2 separate regions of the Mus musculus genome follow, and region 1 is linked to region 2. Evidence: chromatin loops called from intact Hi-C (ENCODE). Cell type or tissue: left cerebral cortex. All regions are shown on one strand. Links, peaks and the distances in the headings refer to the core of each region. The heading gives the core; the rest is flanking DNA.

Region 1 (11,112 bases), core at 1,810-9,809, 50 kb before region 2:
CATACACATTGATTTCTAACATCTAGATTTAAAAATAACTGTTTTACATTTAAGCAAAGCTGACTTACACTTTTGAAAATAGAGGAGAAGAATTAGTATGTTAATGTTTTAACAGCGGGTTATAATCATAGACACACTAGGTTTGACACAAAAGGAGTTTTGCATATGAAGACATCCCAAACAACAAGATGCAGGATGACCAGCACAGGGAGCCCAATGTACAGGCTCTCTTTAGAAGAGTTTCAATTCTCAAACTGAGTTTATTTTTTTTTGAAAAAAACGGCACGAGTCCCATTTTTTTTTTTTTTAGGTCAAAAACTTTAGACACTTGAAAAAAATAATAAGTATACTGTTGCTGTTGTAGGGAAACATTGTACAATTAATAATAATGTCAAGTTGTTCGTGTTTCCATGTAGCTGAAACTAGTTTTACAAAAGATAATCTGGAAAAAAAGAAAAATCCGCATGACGACAACAACAGCAAAAACAAAAACCCAGAGAATTTTCTTACTGTTTAATGTTAGTCTTTGTGAGATGTCTCCTACAGAAGTCCCTCAATTCCCTTCCAGACATAGTCACTCAAAAAAAAAAAAAAAATCCTCAAGAGTTTTTGTATTATTTTGCAATGAAAAAGCTAGTCAGCTGTCTGACTATTTTTAACTTTTAAATTAAAAAGGTAGAAGATTTTTACCTTTTAGAAAAACCGTGTCTGTTACTTTATTAAATTTCCCTTATACTAAGTACAGAAAAATTGTATTTATATATCTATCTACTTACTGATTAAAAAGAAGACTCATTTACAGAAATGGTGACTCTGTAATGCTGGATCATTAGGGTGGTTCTTGTAGTTAATATTGGAGTCATATATGAAATTTATCTGGAACAAGACTTTAGTCATAAAATCCTCAGCGACTAACAAATATTGTATTCAAACTCTCCTCGGTTACATCAAATGGAGGAGATACTTTAAAAAAAATTTTTTTTCTTTCAAAGAATACCGCGAGTAGAAAATGTCGGCACCCTTGCTTTTGTATAACTTAATTACTTATGCAAAACTCTTTTGTGTATTTTGCTGTTAGATGCTTGCTTAGGAAATGGGAAACCTTGATCCCATCACAAACCATACACATCGCTCCATTGTGTCTTTTACACTGAGTCTCCTACTGAGTCCAAATCATCCGACGAGAGGGGGCGGTACAGGTCCTGTAAGATGAAGGGCAGGACAGATTCGTTTACTTTCCTTTCTTGGGGTCCCTGCTCCTCTCTGCGGAGCAACTTGGAAAGGGATGGGTCCTTGGCTCCTAACATCACTACAACTACTCAAGGCACCAACTTTGCATAAGAGAAAAGATAACAACAGGCAAAGCAATGATTTCATTTCATCGGCAAGAAAACGCTTCTTGGGCTATGACGGGCTCCTGCCTCCCTTCGAGTCCAGGTGAGTTATGGCCCCTGTTGCCTGCCAAGACCACCTCTGCTATTCAGTCTAGGCAACTCTTCCATGGACATTTTCTTCCCATTCTGGGGAGAAGAATGTGCTTACCTCACAAACATAATTTGTCAGATGCAGCAGCTGGCACTCAGGATACTCGTGACAGTAACTCCAGCGTGCAGCTGCACACAGTGTAAACCCAGCACACACTGCCCTTTCCGTTTTATGCTTGGGTGACTGGAAGAATTCTGAGTTACGCACGCCCACATCCAATCCCAAATCTCCGTCTAGTTCCTCACCTCTTACCCATCTCTTCCCTTCTTTCTGCCACTCTGTCTGCTACTATCTCTCAGTGCTGGTAGCCAAGCAGCCTGCTCACTTCCACCCAGTGTCTACAGCTGGCTTATTTTCAGTTTTGTGCCGCCCACTCCCACGTCATCTGAGGGCTCAGTTATTCTACAAAAGTCAGTGGCGTGGGAGTGTAATGGGGGGCTTCATTCAACCTACTCAGTACAACACATTTTTTTCTTAATGTTTTAAGATATGGAACCTCCCCCAAAAGCGGTTTATGGATAGGAAGAGGGCCTAAAAATTTGACTTCTGAGGCCAGGAAGATGCTTCTAGAAGCCACTTAAGTAATTGTCCTTTGTATAAATAGGGAAGCTACTTGGTTCACTGTCTCCAGTGTGTTTAATGAAGAAATGAATCCGACATGCAGACTTGTCTCTCAGATGACTATTCTAAAATGTCAAAGGACGTAATTTAGAAACTTGACCTTAAAGGGAGACAAACAGCTTATTAAATCATAGTTAACATAAGTAAAATGCAGATTTTTTTTACTTCTAAAAAATCAGTTATATATCTTAATACTCCTTTTAAAAATTAGCTTCTCCTCCTATATTTTAAGGGGAACATGTATGTGTGTGTTTGCCAACTCATTTTCTGGGTATGTTACTAGGCAACACAGAAAGAAAAAATAGAAGTGGCTACTGTTTTCTAATTTGCAATAAAAGGAATTAATTCATTCTTTGAAGTGTCTTCTTTTAGCACACACCATCTTTCCCTTATTTCAATATTTCCTGCATAGAAGTATAGCCAACCGTTTGGAAAGAATATTAACCAAATTTAAAACAGGAACAATTTTTAGGGATATTCTGGTCCCATTATAACAGGGAGAGGTTATTTGATGCAGTTGTCTACACAAAAGGATGAAAGTTTCTCTCGGTAGAGCAGCTGGAAATGCCTCCATGGTACATAGATGGAGGGTGTTCATAAATTCAAAGGCTTGAGAAAAGACCCATCTTTGAATATGTGTAGCCAAACTCAAAAGCCTAGAGACTAACCCGTCTTTGAAAGCATTCGGTATCCTGCTTACAACATGTGTTTAATAAATGTTTTCAGATGGTGCTAAACTTTTTGTCCCTCTAAAAGTAGATGAGAAAAATTTTGGTTCCCTCAATGATAGTGCTATACTGGTGGCTTAAATGGCAAGATGAAAAACCTGTCAGCGAGCCATACCTGTTACTAATTTCCAAAGGGCTAAAAAGTGTTAATTATGTAAGTCAATGACTACAATACTGGATGAAAATTTTCTGCCTCAGTTGAACGAAAAATCCCATGGAAGCTGAGAAGAAAGGGATGCAAATTCTAGCTTTGCTCTGTTAATAAATGATAACTGAGAAAAATTGTACACTCCAAAGATGGAGGGGTCCCTATTAGAAACACCTAGGGAGAGAACCTGGCCTGTATTCTCAGTCATTCTAAATTTAGTCTCAACCTGAGATATTGCAAAGTCTGAGACTGAGTTCAGTGGATCAGAAGGTAATTTTGTTCCTGCACTAGCTCTGAAGCACATATACACTTCTAGAGAAAGGATGCTCCGGAGAGGAGACATCCTCTCTGCTGGATATCTGGCTGATCTACAGAGGGGAGCCTTTGCTGGCTAGTATTTGTGAGTACAGGATGGCCACACCAGCTCTTCCCTCACCTGAGGATAATCCTGTAAGAGAGTGAATGAATGTGGCCAATTCTGTAGCTCATTAATGATTCCTAAAATCACTGAAGACCGACCACAGACTTCTCTAATAAAAACGATCCCACCATTGAACAGAAAACCAGATACAAAATCACAGGCTTTAACAGACAAAACAAGCTCAACTCAATGCTAGACGGATCAGCAGAGAAAGAAATCTGGGGCAAGAGGTTCAAAGTAACTGCAGACTGATTTCTTTTTGGCCACCCACTTATAAAAAACGATTGATGGTGTTAGCAGCCTGAAGATCCAGTTTGAAAGAGGAAGCTTGACCTAGAGGGACTTCATATTTGATGAGCTTAAATTCATCAATTTTTAGAAGTGTCATTTAAATGCACAATAAAAGAAATTAAATGTAGACATCCTGATATTTACATGCAGTAGCCTCTGAGGAGTCCCTGTTGATTAAATTATTCAGTGGGCACCGTCAGATAAGTCACTTAAGTAAGCATAATCCTCTCTTCTCATCTTTGTTTTCCAGCATGACCTTTTCTTTTTCCCATCCCCAGTTCTCCCCTTCTGGCCTTGGTATAACTGGAGTGGATGAGCAGTAAAAGCAGTGAGGGGATTTAAGAAGTTTTTTCATTCCAGATGAAGAGCTAACAGTCACCCCCCCCCCGCCCTTGCTTAGCTTTGGAGAAGCTGACATAGCTTCCAGTAACTTTTACACATCTGTCTCTAAGCTCAGTGTATTTCTCTGCTGTTATACAAGAGGCTCAAAATAAATGTAAGAGAATGTGCTCAGTGTGGGTCCATTGACAAAACTGGCATCCTATGTTCCCATGGCCTGCCTCATGGGCTCCACAGATGCTCTGGACCACCCTGCTTACCACTGAGCAATCTCCACCAGGATGCTACCTCCACTGGCTTTTCCTGCTCCTTAAGAGACTATCCATGGCTGTTTCTAATAAAACCAATTATGACTAAGGACACTTGCATACATAATGAAGTATGTGTACTATGAACAAACAAGAGGGTATTTAAAACTAAAGCAGCAATTGCATATTCTATTCAGAATTAAGACTGGCCATATTTGTGGAAATTGAAAGACCTGGGTCGTAGCTGGACCATAGCAATGGTGGGTGATCCACAGCAGGTTACCCTTGCCCTGGCTTGGTCATTCCCCAAGAAAAGCAGCACTTTTTGCTGACACCCATGCCACTTTGCAACAAAACCTAGACAGATTTGTCAATAGATGACTTGCTTTTGTCCTTACCCTCTGCTTCCGCAGGCTTCCTGGGCTGGTGGGTGATGGACTTGGTGACTTGCCCGAGCGTGGAGTAGAGAGCTGACTACCAGGGGTTCCATTAACTAGAAATAAGAGGAATCACACAGAGAGAAAAACAGCACATTAAAGAATTTTCATAGCAATTCATCTTCCCAAGGAAATAGACAGTCAGAGGAGGCACATCAGCTAAAAATTAGACCCATAATGTGACTCAGGAAGAAAAGCCTTAGGGAATAGCCATCTTCAGACACTCACTGTTCTGTCAATCTTGTGTTTAATACAACATCAGGTTATATAATTTTTAAAAATGTACTTTGCACAAGTTATTTATTTATTTATTTATTTATTTATTTATTTATTTATTTATTTTGGAGGCTTTATTTAAGCCAAGAGAGATTTTCATGAGTATGTTCAAGGCTTTGAGACACATGCATGTGTGTGTGTGTCTTTAGTTACCCAGTGGGAGAAAATGTTGAAATCACTCACAGGTGGCATTCCCAGAGACTTAAAAAAAAATGGACCATTGTGTTTTTATAATTTAATAACTCACTTCTAGACATTTCTACATTCATTTATGTCCTGTCTATCCCCCCAGCCTGATTCTGATGTGTCTGCCTCAAACAGGACAAAATAATTGCCTGCAGATGCTGAGAAACCCCACACAGTTTGTCTTTGTTGCAATTTCAACTGATAAAAAAAAGCTGCCAACAGGTCTCAAACTCTGGAATTCTACCCAACACTCAAGTTGTGGGAAACATTGTCAGCAAGCTGAGATGAAACCAAGGAGCCAGGCTATCCTTTTCTCTAGCTAGCGCCACCTTTGGGAACACATACCCCCCCCCCCCCCCCGAAGACACGACTGTATAAAGATATCAAAGGCTGCCTGCTACTCTAACTTGGAAACCTTGCAGATATGCACAGGGAGAGAAGAATCAGACAGGAGACACATACATTCTGGGAGGTGCCCTGAGGGGAAAGAGACGGCAGTGCATTCCACTTACCTTCTATGAGCTCTAACATGGACACAGTCTTAGTGTTTGACCTGAAAATAGCCAAGAGCCAGAGCCTCTTCTCAGCACCAAGCCCAGCACCCAGCCCAGCACCCGCAGACTGGGAAGCAGTTGGATTAGCTAGGGAAGGCTAAGGCTGCTCGGGGAGCGGGCTGAATGAGATGCAGGATTCATCAGCAGATGCCTTTTCCTGCGTAAGGCTGACGTCTTCCCAGCGGCAGTGGGAGGTGCGGGTTCTGTCTTAGGCTACATCAAAGGTGTCAATTAAGCCTCTTGCCAACGCGTTGCCACCGCAACCCCCACCAGACACACACTCACTCCTCACTCCGGAAGCCCCAGCCGGCTCAATCCCTTTGCACTGAATCATAATGAAGCGCCTCTGGGGGCTGGCAACTCAGTGACTCACACAAGAATCAAAATGACAATAACTCTCCCAAAACCTGGCAAGTTGCAGGTGATAGGGACACACAAAAGTCTCTGTGTTTGTTGATTTTATTTTTCATACACCGAGTTCTCATAAAAAAACGTAAGGAGCCAGCGGGGGGGGGGGGGGGGGGGAGAGACTCCTTGACACCTTTTGTCACTACTCCAAAGATCTTTAAAATGCCACATACTGTACTAATTGGTAGTTTTTCCTTTGAAGTATATTGATAACTATTTCTTTAAAAACTTGGGAGGGGGTTTATTTACTGATGTTTTGCGTGGCACAACAGCAAGCTGTGAGCGTTTTAATTTGCTTGCATGCTACTGGGCTGTCTTTATTTGATGGGTCTCATTGTTCATGGCTTACTGCACTGGACTTCCCAGCCAGTGGTCTCTAAGGGAAGGGCTAGACTAGGAAACAGAAGATTTCAGCATTGTTGTAGATGCAGAATCCATACCTACCAAGAGAAGAGTTGCTGCACCTAGTGGTTGGCTAAAGGGCACCTTTTATTAAATTATCATCAAAGCGCCCACTAATTCATTGCTTCTAAATGACCTTAGATTCTGTGTGCACAATGAAGAATGCAGGTGTGTGTGTGTGTGTGTGTGTGTGTGTGTGTGTGGGTGTATGTCTCAGATGCCAGGCACCAAGTAAATATTTTCACCTGTGAAGCTGGAAAGATATTAGACACATCTTAAAGCAAGACTAACTGAGACATAAAGTGCTTCTCATTTTCACTGAGTAAATATTTCACTATGTCCCTGATATGACCAGATACTATGTTTAAAGGAAGAAAGAAGGGAGTAGACCACGAAAGGGGGTGGGGAGTGGATCCAAGAGGGAGAAAGTTTACAGTGCAGAAGGATTTGAGAGAGCTTACAGGGAGGGATAAACATCACTAAGGACGTGTGAAATAAATCATATGGAAACCTGTTTTATAGGTTAATTAAAATATAATTTTTAACGAGCTAAGATAAAAAGGTCATGGGAGGGGAGAGTGCTCCTTCCGGAAGCTACAAAAGTACTGCTGATAGAGTCTTCCCCAGGAGCTGTTGGTCAAGGGAGTGCCACTGATGCCCGAAAGAATTCAGCTTACTGCCATCGACCTGGCTGTCCACCAGAACTGATGGTCAACCCTGTTGCCGATGCCACATACTATGGGCACTGAATGAAGGTAAATCAAGCTGGAGGAGATCTAAAAGCTTCTTTCCAGCAGGCTGTGGTGGTTTGAGTGTGAGTGGTTCCCGTAGGCTTACACAGTTGAACTTTTGGTTCCAGGTTGGTGAACTATTAAGGAAGGATTAGGAGGCATGGCTTTGTTAGATGAGATATGTCACTGAGTATGGGCTGTGAGGTTTCAGAAGCCTGCCCCAGGCCCAAACTCCACACCCCTGTCTCTATTTTTCTAAAGTAGTTGTGCTTTCAGCTACTGTTTCAGTGCCATGCCTGCCTGTCTACCACCATGCCTCTTGCCATGATGATCATGGACTAACCCTCTAAAACTATGAGCAAGTCCCCAATTAAGTGCTATCTCTATATGCCGCACTGGCCATAGCACCTTTTCACAGCAATAGGAAAGTAACTATGACACTGGCTTTCAAGGTGCTGGAAGGTGCTATGCAGGATGCTGGAGAAGAAAAGTCATCACCTAGCTGTGAACCTTTTGAGCTACAGTAAGATCAGTCCTGGCAAGATGTGCCTACTGTGTAATAGTGGCATGAATGTATGGTTGATAACCAACTACTATTTTAATGGGATAGAGGCCTTATCTCAGGAAGGAATTCATGCCTGTACCATTAACCTGGTCAAGAGCTAATGGCCAAGAAACTGTAGGCCATGCAGGGAACCCACTACTATAATTTTACTACATGGACACATGGCCAAACCGTATTCTAAGTAGACATGTTTATATCCATAGACTGGCAATGCTATGAATCTTACTTAGAGAAACTTCTTATTTCCGCTGGTAGTGCTTAGTGCAGAGACTCATAACTGGTTTAAAATGCCAAGCCTCAGGAACATTCTGGAAGAAGAGACACATGGAGAATGGGAAGGAGAGCCAAGAAGGACATCTTTGGGGCATGACATGGCCGTTGTACCCATGAACTCCCCGAATCTGTTGTTATACAGACAAAACCTACACAAGATTACACCCATCAACATTTCATCCTGCAAGAGGTCCCAGCCTTCCTGAAGTTCTACTGACAACTAACCGACTAACGGTTGCTAGGGAAAGGGGTGTCACTTTCTCCAGTCACATAGCCTTGATACATTTTCCATGCTTCTGTAAACAGCCTCTCACCTCCACTCATGCAAGCACCTCTAGTTAATGTAATGGGTCGTGCAGACATAGAAAGATAGGAAAGTAGGTGGGAAGCACTAGGGAGAGTAAGGATTTTAGCAGAGAGGGAGGGGGACGACAGAGACTAATGGGGTAAAAATGACTAAAGTTTATCATATACATACATAAAACTGTTAAAGACTAAAATAAATAGACAAATAAATAAAGATTTTGGAGGGTCAGGTATGGTGGTAGAAGTCTATCAACTTTTGCAGTTATGAAATGGATGTAGAGGGATAGTATTTGATTCGGCCCAGGATACACAATCATATCAAGGGACTCTGGGTCATATAAGAAGACCCAGGAGAGGCAAAAGGGTGTGTGGGTAATCAGGTAGAATCACTCCATGCTAGAGTTTGCATATCACTAGGAATTAAAATGAGCATTAGGGAGGGAAAAAACCCACAACTTCTGCTGAAGTAGGGGCTCTCCTAAGTGAAAAAAAATGGCCAAGAAATGTCTTCAGGAAACGATTAAGGGTATTTGTGTCTCTCTGGAAGAAACAGGGCACAGAGGGATGGACAGACTTGCCTGTGACAATTTTAAAATACAAAGGTGTCTTGAGGTAACATCAGTGGTTAGACGTTTTCCATCTTACCCCAGACAGTTCTTTGTAACAGAATCAAAATGCACATGGACTTTTGATCTGTCTTTTCCTTTTCTGGAAGCACAGACCTAAATTCTGCTGTAAAAGGTAGACACAAAAAGAGGAAGGAAGGAGAACCACTGTGGGGCTTCTAGGATGTAAAAGATGTTAAGAGAAGCTACACACCAAACCTACTTCATACTTACTACCACCTCAGCTGGAAGTCCCCACCCCTTGCTTGCTAGAGTAACTAAGCTTCCTCAGGAGCAAATGACTGCATGGTTTCTCAAGGCTTTCTGCACATTTGAAGATGTTTGTGCTATAAAAGGCAAAGAGCCCAGAGCTCCATTTGGCCTTCAGGACTTTTGTTAAAAAAAAAAAAAAGAAAAAGAAAGGAAGGAAGGAAGGGAGGAAGGGAGAAAGGAAGGAAGGAAGGAAGGAAGGAAGGAAGGAAGGAAGGAAGGAAGGAAGGAAGGAAGGAAGGAAGGAAGAGATTTTACAAAGAATTTGCATTTGTAAATTGTGTCTTACCTTCAAACAAAAAGTCAATTAGGAAGTTTTATCAACATCCTACCAGAATACAAAGAAATATATTAAAAAAAAACCCTAGGAAAATGTTTAGGAATGAGAATATAATTCATAGAATATAATTTCATGAATTGTAATGAACAAATTCAAATTATTACTATTACTTTGGTTTTTGGAGACAAGGTCTTGCTAAGTATCTCAGGCTAGACTGGAATGTGATCTTTGTCTTTTCAGCCTGTTGAGGGCTGACTATAGCATGAGCCCCCATGCCTAGATTTTACAACAGAATTTTTACAAGTAAAAATAAAATGTCCAAGTGGATTTCTTCAGTGGTCATTGTTTCCTTTCTCTTTGAACTGCGTGTATAAGTTCCAAGCTGTTTGCTATGACTGGAAGTTCTGATTTGTCCTTTACCTTTTATGTATTTCTTAATTTAATTAATTTTAAATTATTTTTTAAATTTAATTAAGTGTTACATGGTCACTTTTTGGAATGAAATCCACTTGCCATTTCCCTGTCATTGTCTAACATGCAAGGCTTGTTTATCTTTGGCATTGAAATGTACAGGTCCAGGAAAGAAAGTGGAGGCACATGCATGGGTACCTGCAGGTCCCGGGGTGGGGCTCTGGACCATGCCTTAGACTACCCTTGATTTCCTAGACACAGAGGAGACTGTTAATGGCCCAGAATGTCTTTCAGAGCCCTGTGTCCTTGGCTTGCCACATATCAGGATGATGTAGGTAGAAGGAGAATGAGAAAGCATATAGACTCGGCAAAACCAAACCAACACAAACAAACAAAATACCCACAAGAACACAAGATGGTAGCATAGTAGGTGAAGGGAACAGTTCTTTTTCCTAAGTTTTTTCTTTTTCTTCTTCATTCGATATTTTCTTTATTTACATTTCAAATGTTATCCCTTTTCTTGGTTTCCTCTCTGAAAACCCCCTATCCCATCCCACATCTCCCTGCTTCTATGAGGATATTGCTTCACCCATCCACCCACTCCAGCTTCCCTGTCCTGGCATTCCCCTACACTGGGGCATTGAGCCTTCACAAGACCAAGGGCCTATCCTCCCACGGATGAGACCATCAGTGACCATCCTCTGCTTCATATGCAGCTGGAGCCATGGGTCCCTCCATGTGTGCTCTTTGGTTGGTGGCTTAGTCCCTGGGAGCTCTGGGGGCATCTGGTGGGTTGATATTGTTGTTCCTCCTATGTGGCTACAAACCCCGTCAGCTCCTTCTGTCTTTTCTCTAACTCCTCCGTTGGGGACCCTGTGCTCAGTCCCATGGTTGGCTGCGAGCATCCACCTTTGTATTTGTCAGATTCCAGCAGAGCCAGGTGAGACAGAGCTTTGATGACTCTGAATAGCCCATATGCTGGGTGGGAGCGATGGAGAGGAGTGGCCACCAGCAACAGCAGCGGTAAATGATAGAAAGACACATTTCCTGGTATTTTCCAGTTCATTCACGCAGTCAGCAACCACCCAGAAGGAACCATGATCCAAATAGGTTAAATGACAGAAGTT
Region 2 (11,112 bases), core at 1,566-9,565:
TGGATAACCTTTTTTCCCTCTTTCTCATGAGGAGGTTTAATAAGTTAGGTAATAAAGAACAATTAAATTACGGAAGAAAATGTAAACTGACTATAGGTATTAATTGAAAAATCCAAAGCATATGAATAGGCATTGGAAATGCAACCAGATCTCAGCCGATGCTGTGTATCATTTCTCAACAGCAAATAAAGAATTTCCCCTCCAAATATAAAGGCCATTTTACTTTTTACATTTTATGTACATAGGTGTTTTGTCTGTATGTATGTCTATGCCCCATGTGACCCTGGAAGTCAGAAGGTGGCATCAGATCCCCTGGAACTGAATAACAGATAACTGGGAGCTGCCTCATTATTGGTGGGAATCAACCCTGGGTCCCCTGGGACAGCAGCGAGTGCTCTTAAACCCCGAGCCATCTCTCCAGCCCCTCCTCACAAACCATTCTGCTCATCAAATCAAATGGTGGGAATGTTGGCTTAAGAACAATGAACAGAGGAATTCACTTTTGCTAATTATGAACTACTTTAGACCATAGATGCTCTCTGTGCTCAGCCCTTTTTTGTGGCACTGTCATCTGTAGGGACACGAATTAGGTAATCAACTCCTATTGTTGTGTTTTAATTTTATCATAACTTGGTGCCAAAGAGACAGTGTACAGATGTACAAACTGTCTTGAGCAAAAACCATAAAGCTTTTTCTTCTTGGTGGAAAAAAAAAAATGTTCCTAAAAAAGTAGCAGGAAACAGAAAAGATATTTCCAGAAGTTTCTCTGTTGCTGTCTCAAGCCAGGGCCTCCTGAGCAGCTCTGAGCACTGATTTGCTAAGTAGGGTCAGACTACATTGGGTTCAGCAATCCCAATATCATGGGTAGCAGCTATTTTATGGTGCAGAAGAAGTAAGACAGAAAGATGAGAAAAGAACTTCCAGAGGCTGGCCAAGGTTGTTCTGGGGCCATGACTGGGTTCATAGGAGGGGTTTCCTGGGTGTACTCCATGGCTAAAGTAGTAACCCCTTCATGGCAGATACCTATCAAAACTGCAGAGGCTGCCCAGGACCACAGATAGTGCAAAATTCCCATTCATACTCACGTAGGCCATGTTTCTTTTTCCTATACATACCTATGTACAATGAAGTTTAGTTCATCAGTTAGGTTTACTAGGACATTAATAATAACTAATAATAAAATATAATAATTATAAAAACATGCCACACTTACATTGTCAACATAACTGCTTTGGAGGTCACTCTTACATTAAATAAATACATTTGCAATGCTACGCCGGTTGGGCTGAAAGCTGGGGCAGTTAGGAGTGAGCCTGTGTTGGGTACGGTGTGGTGAGGCAGTTTGGGGGGGGAAATCAGCTCCTAATTACATACTTTCTGCTCACTTAGCCAGTCAAGTCTCTACATTTCTGAAACAGGATGGTCCTCCCTGGGGATGCACTGGATGGTCCTCCCTGGGGGTGCACTGGATGGTCCTCCCTGGGGGTGCACTGGATGGTCCTCCCTGGGGATGCACTGGATGGTCCTCCCTGGGGGTGCACTGGATGGTCCTCCCTGGGGATGCACTGGATGGTCCTCCCTGGGGGTGCACTGGATGGTCCTCCCTGGGGGTGCACTGGATGGTCCTCCCTGGGGGTGCACTGGATGGTCCTCCCTGGGGGTGCACTGGATGGTCCTCCCTGGGGGTGCACTGGATGGTCCTCCCTGGGGGTGCACTGGATGTGATTCTGTATGTGGCAAGCCCTTGATAAATACTGGCCTTGCATTGCTGTTGCTCTGTTTTTAATACCAAGACAAAAGACACCAATGACTTCACAGAGATTTATCCATGAGGGTTTTAAATGCCAAATGTGGGGAAGGAAGGAAATTTAGGCAGATTTAGAGGGCAGGCGAGCACCAGGAGTAAGAAATGGTCTTTTACATTTCTAGGCAGGGTCAAAAAAAAATCATCTCAGAGTTTACTATGGCGACTGCTATTTCCACAAGAAATAAGCTTGCTTACCCCTACCTACTGCACTCCAGTCAGAAGCTTCTAGCATCTAGCACCACGCCCTCTGCTCCCTCCGCACAGCCCCTGCGGCAGCTGCCATTGTGTTTCCTCTGCGGGGTACAGGCGCCTTGCACCCACGTGCGTCTCCTTTGTCTCCTCTGGGTGCTATTTCCTGAGCATCGGGACAAGCACAGGCTGCTAGAATTATAAACCCAAGCACACATTCTCCAGTCCCTCTGACAGAGCTTCATTAACAACGGAAACAACACCGGCCTGACACCCTGCAGCTCTCTTAGCTATAACCTACTTCCAAAGGAAATCCATCCGCAGTTGGTGCCAGCGGCTAAGCTCTAAGAGCCAACACATCAGCCCACTATTACTCCCAGAGACCGCGAGGACATGGCTGCATTTCTAAGAGTTATTCTCAGACTGGCCTCATTGTAGAAGATGAAAGAACAGTGAAGGCAAACGAATTTGAGAAAAACAGGGACTTATCTTACACTTAGTCCTGTGTTGAGTCAGAAACTCAGTTGTGCCTAATAGAAAAGAAAAAAAAAATTCTTTCTGTGATGGAAATAGGGAAAGATAGCACACACTTTCTTCTCTTAAAACAAAGGGTTCCATGAAAAAGGACTTTTTCTGAAAAGCCAACTGACTTTCAAACCCCTCAGGCCCAATTCAGATTTAAGGAAACTAGCATCATAGCTGCTCCGGGGACCACAGCAGCAGCAGAACTCTACTGCTGCGGAGTGGAAACAAAGACATTAATGTGCTGACCAGCCTATACCCAGAGGACACCTCAGAAACTGTGCAGATATGGGAATGAAGGGAACTCCATAGGGTGATGTGTCTGTGTCACACAAACACACTCACTTGTGCAATGCATCTGTCGCTCTTACTTGCATGAGAAAATGTGGGTCAAAACTGACTGATAGAGGGTGCGAGAATACATAGGATTTTACAAAGCTCTGAAAAATGGTCAATGGCTTCAAATCTTAGGTCTGTAGAGACTTCTCAGTTTTATACCAGCCACCTTTTCTGTAATGGACACTCGTACACAGAAGGAAGTATCTGCTCTCAAGTGGCCCTGCCTCTTTAGGGGTGTCACCACTGCAGGGCACACACGTGACAAACAGCAGACCTGTCCTTGGAGAGAAGGTGGTAGAATTCTGTGAGATTTTTCTCTGGTGTCGCAGCAACTCCTAGGTAGGGGCTAATGGAGGAGGGTCACATGATTCTGGTCAGTACCTCCTGTGGCTGTCTTTATGCATTACTATGGTGTTGTACATGACACCTAAAATCAATAGTCTCTGAATCCAGAAGAGTTAGGAGGTCTGGCCTTGTTAGAGAAAGTGTGTCACTGGAAGTAGGCTTGGAGGTATCAAAAACCTATGCCAAGCCCATGCTGCCTTCTCTCTCTCTCTCTCTCTCTCTCTCTCTCTCTCTCTCTCTCTGAGATAGGTGGGGTAGGGCAGAGAGAGAGAGAAGAGAAAGCTTGGAGAGGAACCGGGTCTTGTGTTACAGTTCACAGGTTATGCTCCATCACTGAGGGAAGTCAGGACAGAAATCAGGGCAAAAATGCAGAGGCAGGAACTGAAGAAATGCTCCTTTCTGGCCTGCTCCCCATGGCTCTCCTACCCCAGCCTGCTTTCATATACAACCAAGGACTGCTTACCCAGGGATGGTTTCTCCCACATCAATCATTAATCTAGAAAGTACACTATTGATTGGCTTTTGGGCCACCTAGTGGGATTTTTTTCATTGAGATTCCTCTTCCCAGATAACTCCAGCTTATGTAAAACAAACAAACAAACAAACAAACAAACAAGCCAGCACAAAAGTCTAACCATTTCTTTGTATCTTCATTTCTTTTTGAAAACTCTCCAGTCACCCAGACCATATGTGAAGGCATATATTTGTGTTTCTCTTGTTAGCCTTTTAGTAGTAGTTAGTAGTAGTAGTTAGTTAGGTAGTAGTAGTAGTAGTAGTAGTAGTAGTAGTTAGTAGTAGTAGTTTAGTAGTAGTTAGTAGTCTTTTACTACAAAGGCCGCCTTTGTGGATTGAGGGTAGGGGCTGGTAACTTCTCTCTTCTTTACAATTGCGTATATTAACAAAAAGATCGCATGGGATGGACATGGGACTTGAGCTGTTCCATCATCTTTGCTGTTGAGTTAGGGCCCTGAGTCTTTATTTTCTGCAGTCAGGACACTGTTGAAGTTGTTACCCAGATCTGCACTACAAAGAGTTCCCTCCCTAGGCAGAACTTTTCAGATGACCCTGGCGGGGGACTTACTTACAAAGTGGAAAATGCAGCTTTGAGGGGAAACAATGCAAAACAGAAAGCAACTCAGGCTCAGCCTGGGGCAGGCTCGGTGGTTTTCTTGTCATGAATTATTTTGTTTTAATTGAAGAAAAAAAGTCTCAACGACAAAACGAAAATGAGCACTTATAGCTGGGTAGTGACTTAATTTGAATCCCAGCTGCACGGCCAACACCTGCATGAATATAATGCCATGACAACACGACATTCCTTAAACCACTACTTATCCTGAGAAAGTGTGAGCAGAGATCAAAACATCATTGTAGGCAATCTCCAGCTGCTAAAGACCTAAGCTAGCTATTGGCCTAACACTCACGCTGGATTCAGAATGCAGGGAAGTTCTAAGAGGGTGACACAGGCATAGTGAGGGGAAAGAGCCAAATGTGGGGAGAATGGGCAGAGACCATAGTCAACCCCTGCTAGCCAACCATGTTCTCTTCTCTTAATGGCTACTGCCAACTGATATGCTTAACCTTTAAGAAGCTTACCAGAATGTAGAACCTTTCAAGTGGAGAGCAAACAACAATCTATTCTGTGTATTTTCACATTAACTAATGTACAGCACAGGCCTTTTTTCTTCTTTTGCAAATGCATTATATAGTAAACTTGAAATAAATATATTCTTTTAAAAAAAAACACCAAGTTATAATTTATCATTTGTATCCAGGGCCCTATATGGTGGCTCATCTCTTTTAACCCGACACGCAAGAGGCTGAATCAAGCAGGTGAAGAATTTGTGGCCACTAAGGGACCCATAACAAGATATTATCTCAGGAAACCAAAATGATCGAAGCTAAGTAAAAATATTTGCATCATGGTTTGCAATAAAAGGAATCTATGGGTATTACAGGCAACAGCTGACAGATAATCCTTCTAAAATTTTAAATAGATTCAAACCTGAAACTTGGAGAATAGCCATCCAAACATGAAGCCAGATCAAACACAGAACCTTAATTTTCCAATGGCCTTGTTTTAATGCCTTTCAATAAGCTCATTATTTTGTCATTTAAAAAAGGCAGAGTGGGTTGTAATCCATTCCTGGTGTTAAAGAGCTAAAATCCTGATGCTTTTGATGCTTTCACTTCCTGAGTTCAATCTTTTGATTTAATCAACATAATTGCCGGTAACTGTGGTGGTTTGAATATGCTTGGCCCAGATGAAGCAGTACTATTAGAAGGTGTGGCCTTGTTAAAATAGGCATGGCCTTGTTAAGATAGGCGTGGCCTTGTTGGAGGAAGTGTGTCACTGTGTAGGTGGGCTTTGAGGGCTCCTATGATCAAGCTCCACCTAGTGCAGAAAAGAGTCCCCTTCTGGCTGCCTGCAGAAGAAAGCCTCCTTTTGGCTGCCTTCAGAACAAGATGTAGAACTCTCAGCCACTTCTCTAGCACTGTCTACCTGCATCCTGCCATGACAATGGACTGCCATGACTCCGAATCCGTAAGTCAGCCCCAATTAAATGTTTGCCTTCATAAGAATTGCCTTGGTCATGGTGTCTCCTCATAGCAATATAAACCCTTAACTGAGACAGTGATCATGATGTAGTAGACACTGAAGACAGAGCACCGAGCAAGATAGGGCAGCAGTACAAAGCCAGACACTTTGCCATGCTGAGTGACTGACATATGACAGACACTGTGAGAACAATGTTAACAATGAGCAGCCTTTCTTCTCTCACAGGCAGTTGCAAGGCTTTGTGAAGAAATCCACAAAAGCATTCTAAAATGGTGACAACCTACCACACATTCTCACATTCTACTAATTAGCTTACTTCTAATTTGTCAAAGGGCAGAGCATGTCTCATGGGGACTAGAGGGATAGTTCAGCTGTTAAGAGCACTAATTGCTCTTGGAGATTTTCAGGGTTCAGTTCTCAGTACTGTCTTAGTAACTCTGTCTGTAGTTCCAGTTGCAGGGGACCTTGTGCCCTCTGCTGGCATCTGTGGGCACTACATGTATGTGCTGCACATAAATTCATGCAAGCATACATATGTACAGTATATTGTATATTAAAATAATGTAAAGTAAATTATCTCTCTTGAGTTGTAGCCTTGTCTTTGTCTTAGGCAGATTTCTGAAGGATCACAACATTTACAACAGAGCTGGCACTAATTTTAACAGCTTCAGCATCCCACACAGTTAAAATCTTTGGATCTAGCAATTCAATTCTTTCTTAAGTAGAGAATTCTTGGTTCAAATCATCTTCAGAGCCAAATACATAGACAGATGCCATTTGGTTGCTCTGGCAGATAGAAAGGGCTGATTTTCCAGTTGCATACCCTGAGGCTCATGTTTGACCCCTAGGGAGCCTGAGGCATTTTGAAAACCACTCCATTCCTATGGTTGAATTTTTAGGAGGACAGGCCTTTGAGCAACTCAGGCTAGACTTCCATCTTGATTCCACTAGAAGGTCTTCTTCCAACCTCACTTTCTGACTCCATGTACCATTGCACTGGGTATAGTGGGGACTTCATAACTTTACCCAAGGAAAGTTCTTAGCACACAGCCTGGAAGGTACAGAACAGACTTACTAATTAGCATCAATATTTTTCTACCCGATTGGCTTTCATAAACTATTGCATTCCACATGTCCTTGCCCCATTTCAAGCTTTATAACACATTACTCTTTGCTATTGTATGCCAAGTAAATGACACATCACTTATCCTGTAATGGATGAATGACTGTAGGTATGGGTATGGGTGGCTATTTCATTATGTCTGTGTCTTGGTTAGGGTTTCCATTGCTGTGAAGACCATGACCAAGGCAACTCTTACAAAGTATAACCTTTAATTGGCTTCAGAGGCTCAGTTCATTATCATCAAGGCAGGAAACATGGCAGCATACAAGCAGGCATAGCTCTGGAGGAGCTGAGAGTTCTACATCTTGTTCCAAAGGCAAATGGGAGAAGACTGGCTTCCAGGCAGCTAGGAGGAAGGTCTCTCAAAGCCCACTCCCACAGTGACATATTTCCTCCAACAAGGTCACTCCTCCTAATAGTGCCACTCTCAAGACCAAGCATATTCAAACTACCACTGAAACTATATTTAGAGCTATACAGATGACACCACACTCCACCAGCCCATCAGTGGAGTTTAGCACTCCACTAACCTGCTGTCACATGTCCAGGCTTTGATCATACAAAATAACTATGCATAGAGCATGAGACAAAGACCAACTATATAAAGTGTGTGAGGTTATATGTGTTGATTGTTGTCCAGTTAGCACAAAGTAGAATTGTCTGAGTAGGGGGAGTCTTAATTGAAATAATGCCCTATCAGATTGTCCTTTAGTCAAGACTATTGATCATTTTCTTGATTGATGATTAATGTGGGAGGGCCCAGCCAACTGTGGGCGATTCCATCTCTAGATAGGTGGTCCCAGATTGTATAAGAAAGCAGGCTGCGCAAGCCATGAAGAGCAAGCCAGCAAGCAGCATTGTGGTGGTCCCTGCTTCAGTTTACCTCCATGTTCCTGCCCTAACATCTTTCAGGGATGGAGTGTAACCTGCAGCATGAAATAAACACATTGTCACAGCAACAGAGACCCAACTAAGACAATATATAAATATGACAGGCAAAATGCCTAAAAGAAGAAATTGCCCACAACCCCAAGTCATGTGTGTTCCAACTATACCATAAGTAGCAAGAACAAATATATTAACCAGTAGGAAAAGTTGGTAGAATTCCTGAGGAAGGAGGCTTGAAGTGGGAGGGAAAGGGCCTATAATCTCTATATCTGGGATAGGGATGATGGAGAAAGCCTGTGACCTTTACAGAAAGGTTCGTAAGAGACAAGACTGAATTCAGAGAAAGCAACACCAGTTCACTGAAAGTTTCCTGAATGCGATTCTAGTCTACTTTAGAATGAACTGGAACAGGAGGAGTCAGAAGGGAGGACATCAGGACATCTGCTCCGGGGCTCCACCCAGTACCCAGAGCCACACAAAAACTAACTTTATCTTGCTTCCACTTCCTCCTCCTCCCTCTTGATCCCCTTGTGTACTTCAGTATCATCCAATGAAAGGCAAGTGAGGAGACAGCCTGTCATCCCTCAGGCATTGCTACTCTGCCCATACCACATTCACTAAGGCGCCATGACACTAATCTCTGCTTGCAAATGTTTAATTCTATTCACCAACATCTGCTCCTACAACCAGCTATCCAAATAGTGTTATCAGAACCTCTATGACTGTTTCAACTACCACCTTCCACACCCCTTGGGTTCTTCCAACCAACTCTTAGCTCTCTTTTCAAAGACATCTTTTCAAAAATGTTCTTGGGATCATGTCAAACTTTCCCCATAGCCCCAGGATATTCCAAGTCCATATAGCAGCTTGTCACCACCATCACTACTCCCCGTACCTCCCTTCTTTTCTTCTTCCTTCTTATCCATTCTGGGTTCCTCTCAGTTCCTTTACAGTCTGATATTCAAGAATGTGTTTCTCTCATTAAAATCACCTTCCTTTTATCCCACATCCATCCTGACACTATGTCACACCTACACTCACAAACATGGCGAGTCATCCTGCCCCACCTCAGTGGCCTGGTTAACACCTCCTGTTCCTGTAGGTTTTCCAACTTAGAATCAGCTTCCTGTGAGAAGCCTTTCCTACATTCACACCTTAGAGCCACAGTGCATGGTCTCCCAACCTCCTGTAATTCTTTCCTCATGGCCTAGATCACTGCTATTTTTCAATGTCTGCATCTCACACTAGAGCTGATAGTTGGTCCACCGGGCAATGACCATGACTACTTTGTATGAAATGTGCAGCAGTTGGGATTGGCCAGAGTAGATGCTCAACAAATACCTGTAAAAATGAACCAACAGCGGAATTAAGATCACTTAAGTGCCCCCTGTAGGTCAGAGAATAAAAGAAGGACTGGAAGATGAGGGACCCTGAGGGGTTTTTCAGTCCCAAATCCTTCTCCTTACAGCTTCCCCTTCCTGCCTGGTGTCAAGGCGAGGTCAAGTTCTGTTCTCCAGCATTCTTGAGTAAAAATATTCTCAGAATGTACTCATAGTCACCTGACCCTCTGGAACGACTCAGGTAGAGTTCAAGAGCATGTCATGATCTGCCCATGCTTGCCAGCCAATAGATTTAAAAGTCAATATGCTAAGCCAATAAGTTTGAAATGTAACCTTGCTGATGGAAACCTTGCCCCTAAAACGTATTAAAACTCCTTGTAATAACCATTCAGGGTCGCCTTCTCATCACTCACCTCAAGGGACTGATTGAGGGTTGACCAGAAAATAAACCTCTTGCTTTTGCATCGATTTGCATTTAGGTGTCTCACTTGGGGGCATTTCGAAGTAAGTACCACTGACCCAGAGTTGGGGTCCTACAGAGACATTTGAGAAACCACAGTTGGCACTGATAAATGTAAAAAGGAACCAGAAAGCAGGAGTGCGTCTGCCAAAGGCACAGGCAGATAGTTGTACCAGAAACATATTTTAAAAATTTTAAGTATAAATGGACAGAGACATACAGGGGTCATCCCCCAGAGTGCTCCCTAAACCAACGATGATGATGAGTCCTGCATAACCAAAAAGTTAACCAAAGCCAGAAACCTTGCTCACTCCTTGAAGCATACCCAACTATGGTATGGTTTTTTAAATTATGACTTGTACTGAATCATATTTTAATTTCAAACATTTTTCCCTTAAGATAAGTATGAGAAAAAAATGACTGGAAGAATAAATCACACTTTATGAAATAAGTAGTAGGTACTGTAATATCACAGCCTTGGACACAGTGGATAACTGCTAGACATTTTCCAGAGTGAAAGCAACTTGCTTCAGACCTCTGCTGCCTACCACTCCCCTCCACCCATAGACACCTTGAAGAAAGGGCCCACATCACCACACAGGACCAAGCTTAGAACAGAACATGCAGCAAGTGGTGGCTAGAGATTGATTGACCATCTTATAGATACAGAAGCATGTACTAGCTGAAGGTCAGATCTTGGTTCTGAGTCTGTTCTTCAGTTGTTCGACAGAACTCAAAGTCTTTGTCTGTGTGCAAGGTGGCCATGAAGACTGGGGGAAACAACACACAGAGTCATTTTTCAATGGGTAAAGAACACAACTGCATACTGCCCCTCATTCTTATGTGGGGCTGTGATAGGCAGCCTATTTTGGTTGAATGAGGCTTGCTCTGGAGACCCAGTAGAAAACTCTACAAGGGACAGAAAAGTGAGCCACGTTCCCAGAGTCAGGTGCCTGACACCACAGAGCCCCCCAACTCCATATTTCTGTGACTATCAGTCACTCAGACAATGTCCCAAGCATTTGACATCCTGGGTAGACACCCCCACAATTACCTGACTATAGCCAGGCATACTCCTCCGACAGTAACCTGATAGCCCAGCCCACTATAAAAAGGGGCTGCTTGGCCCCTCCTCACTCTCTAAGCTCTCACTTTTTTTAAACTCTCATCTCTAGCCCTCCTTCTCTCTCTCCCTTCACCCCCTCCATGTAATCATGGCCAGCCTCTCTCCCTCTTTCTACCTTCTCTCTTTCTCCCTGCCTTTCTGCAATAAAGCTCTAAAACCATAGACTGTCTCTGCTTGAACAATGGGATAGGCTTTCCCCTATTGAGCCATGTCTAACTTCCCGAGGGAAGACCTTCCTGAGCTCCAGCCATGAACTGGATCAAGGACTCTCATCTGCTTGGGAACCAGCCAGTGCCTCCCTCTCCCCCTGCCCTCTCCTCCCTTTGGCCCCCGGGCTGACCAAGCCGCCCCCAGGGGACCCCATTCTGTTCTCAGCGGTGTCTGGGATGCCTGAGGCTGAGAACATGGTACCT

What was found. Peaks named below come from ENCODE experiments on the same cell type or tissue, not always from the same donor. Only the 100,000 strongest peaks of a DNase experiment are listed, where the experiment ranks them.
Region 1: it touches region 2 in a loop (2.6-fold over the local background); 9 of 42 quality-filtered maps call a loop at or near these places.

The regions. Positions count from the first base shown.
Region 1 is chr3:55,456,663-55,467,774 of GRCm38, reverse strand. Dclk1 (doublecortin-like kinase 1) reads right to left here. Exons shown (of 17, transcript NM_001195538.2): 6 at 4,680-4,774. Among named protein-coding and RNA genes, the nearest start is that of Gm31443, 21 kb to the left of the region's middle. In left cerebral cortex, for the core only: no CTCF peak of the experiment used is centred there; DNase peaks (open chromatin) are centred at 4,168, 4,715 and 5,941; H3K4me3 peaks cover 4,319 bases; H3K27ac peaks cover 5,021 bases.
Region 2 is chr3:55,406,837-55,417,948 of GRCm38, reverse strand. All of the region lies in intron 4 of Dclk1 (doublecortin-like kinase 1), which reads right to left. Among named protein-coding and RNA genes, the nearest start is that of Gm9831, 9.2 kb to the right of the region's middle. In left cerebral cortex, for the core only: a CTCF peak has its summit at 6,234 (motif pointing left); DNase peaks (open chromatin) are centred at 2,193 and 6,264; H3K27ac peaks cover 1,873 bases.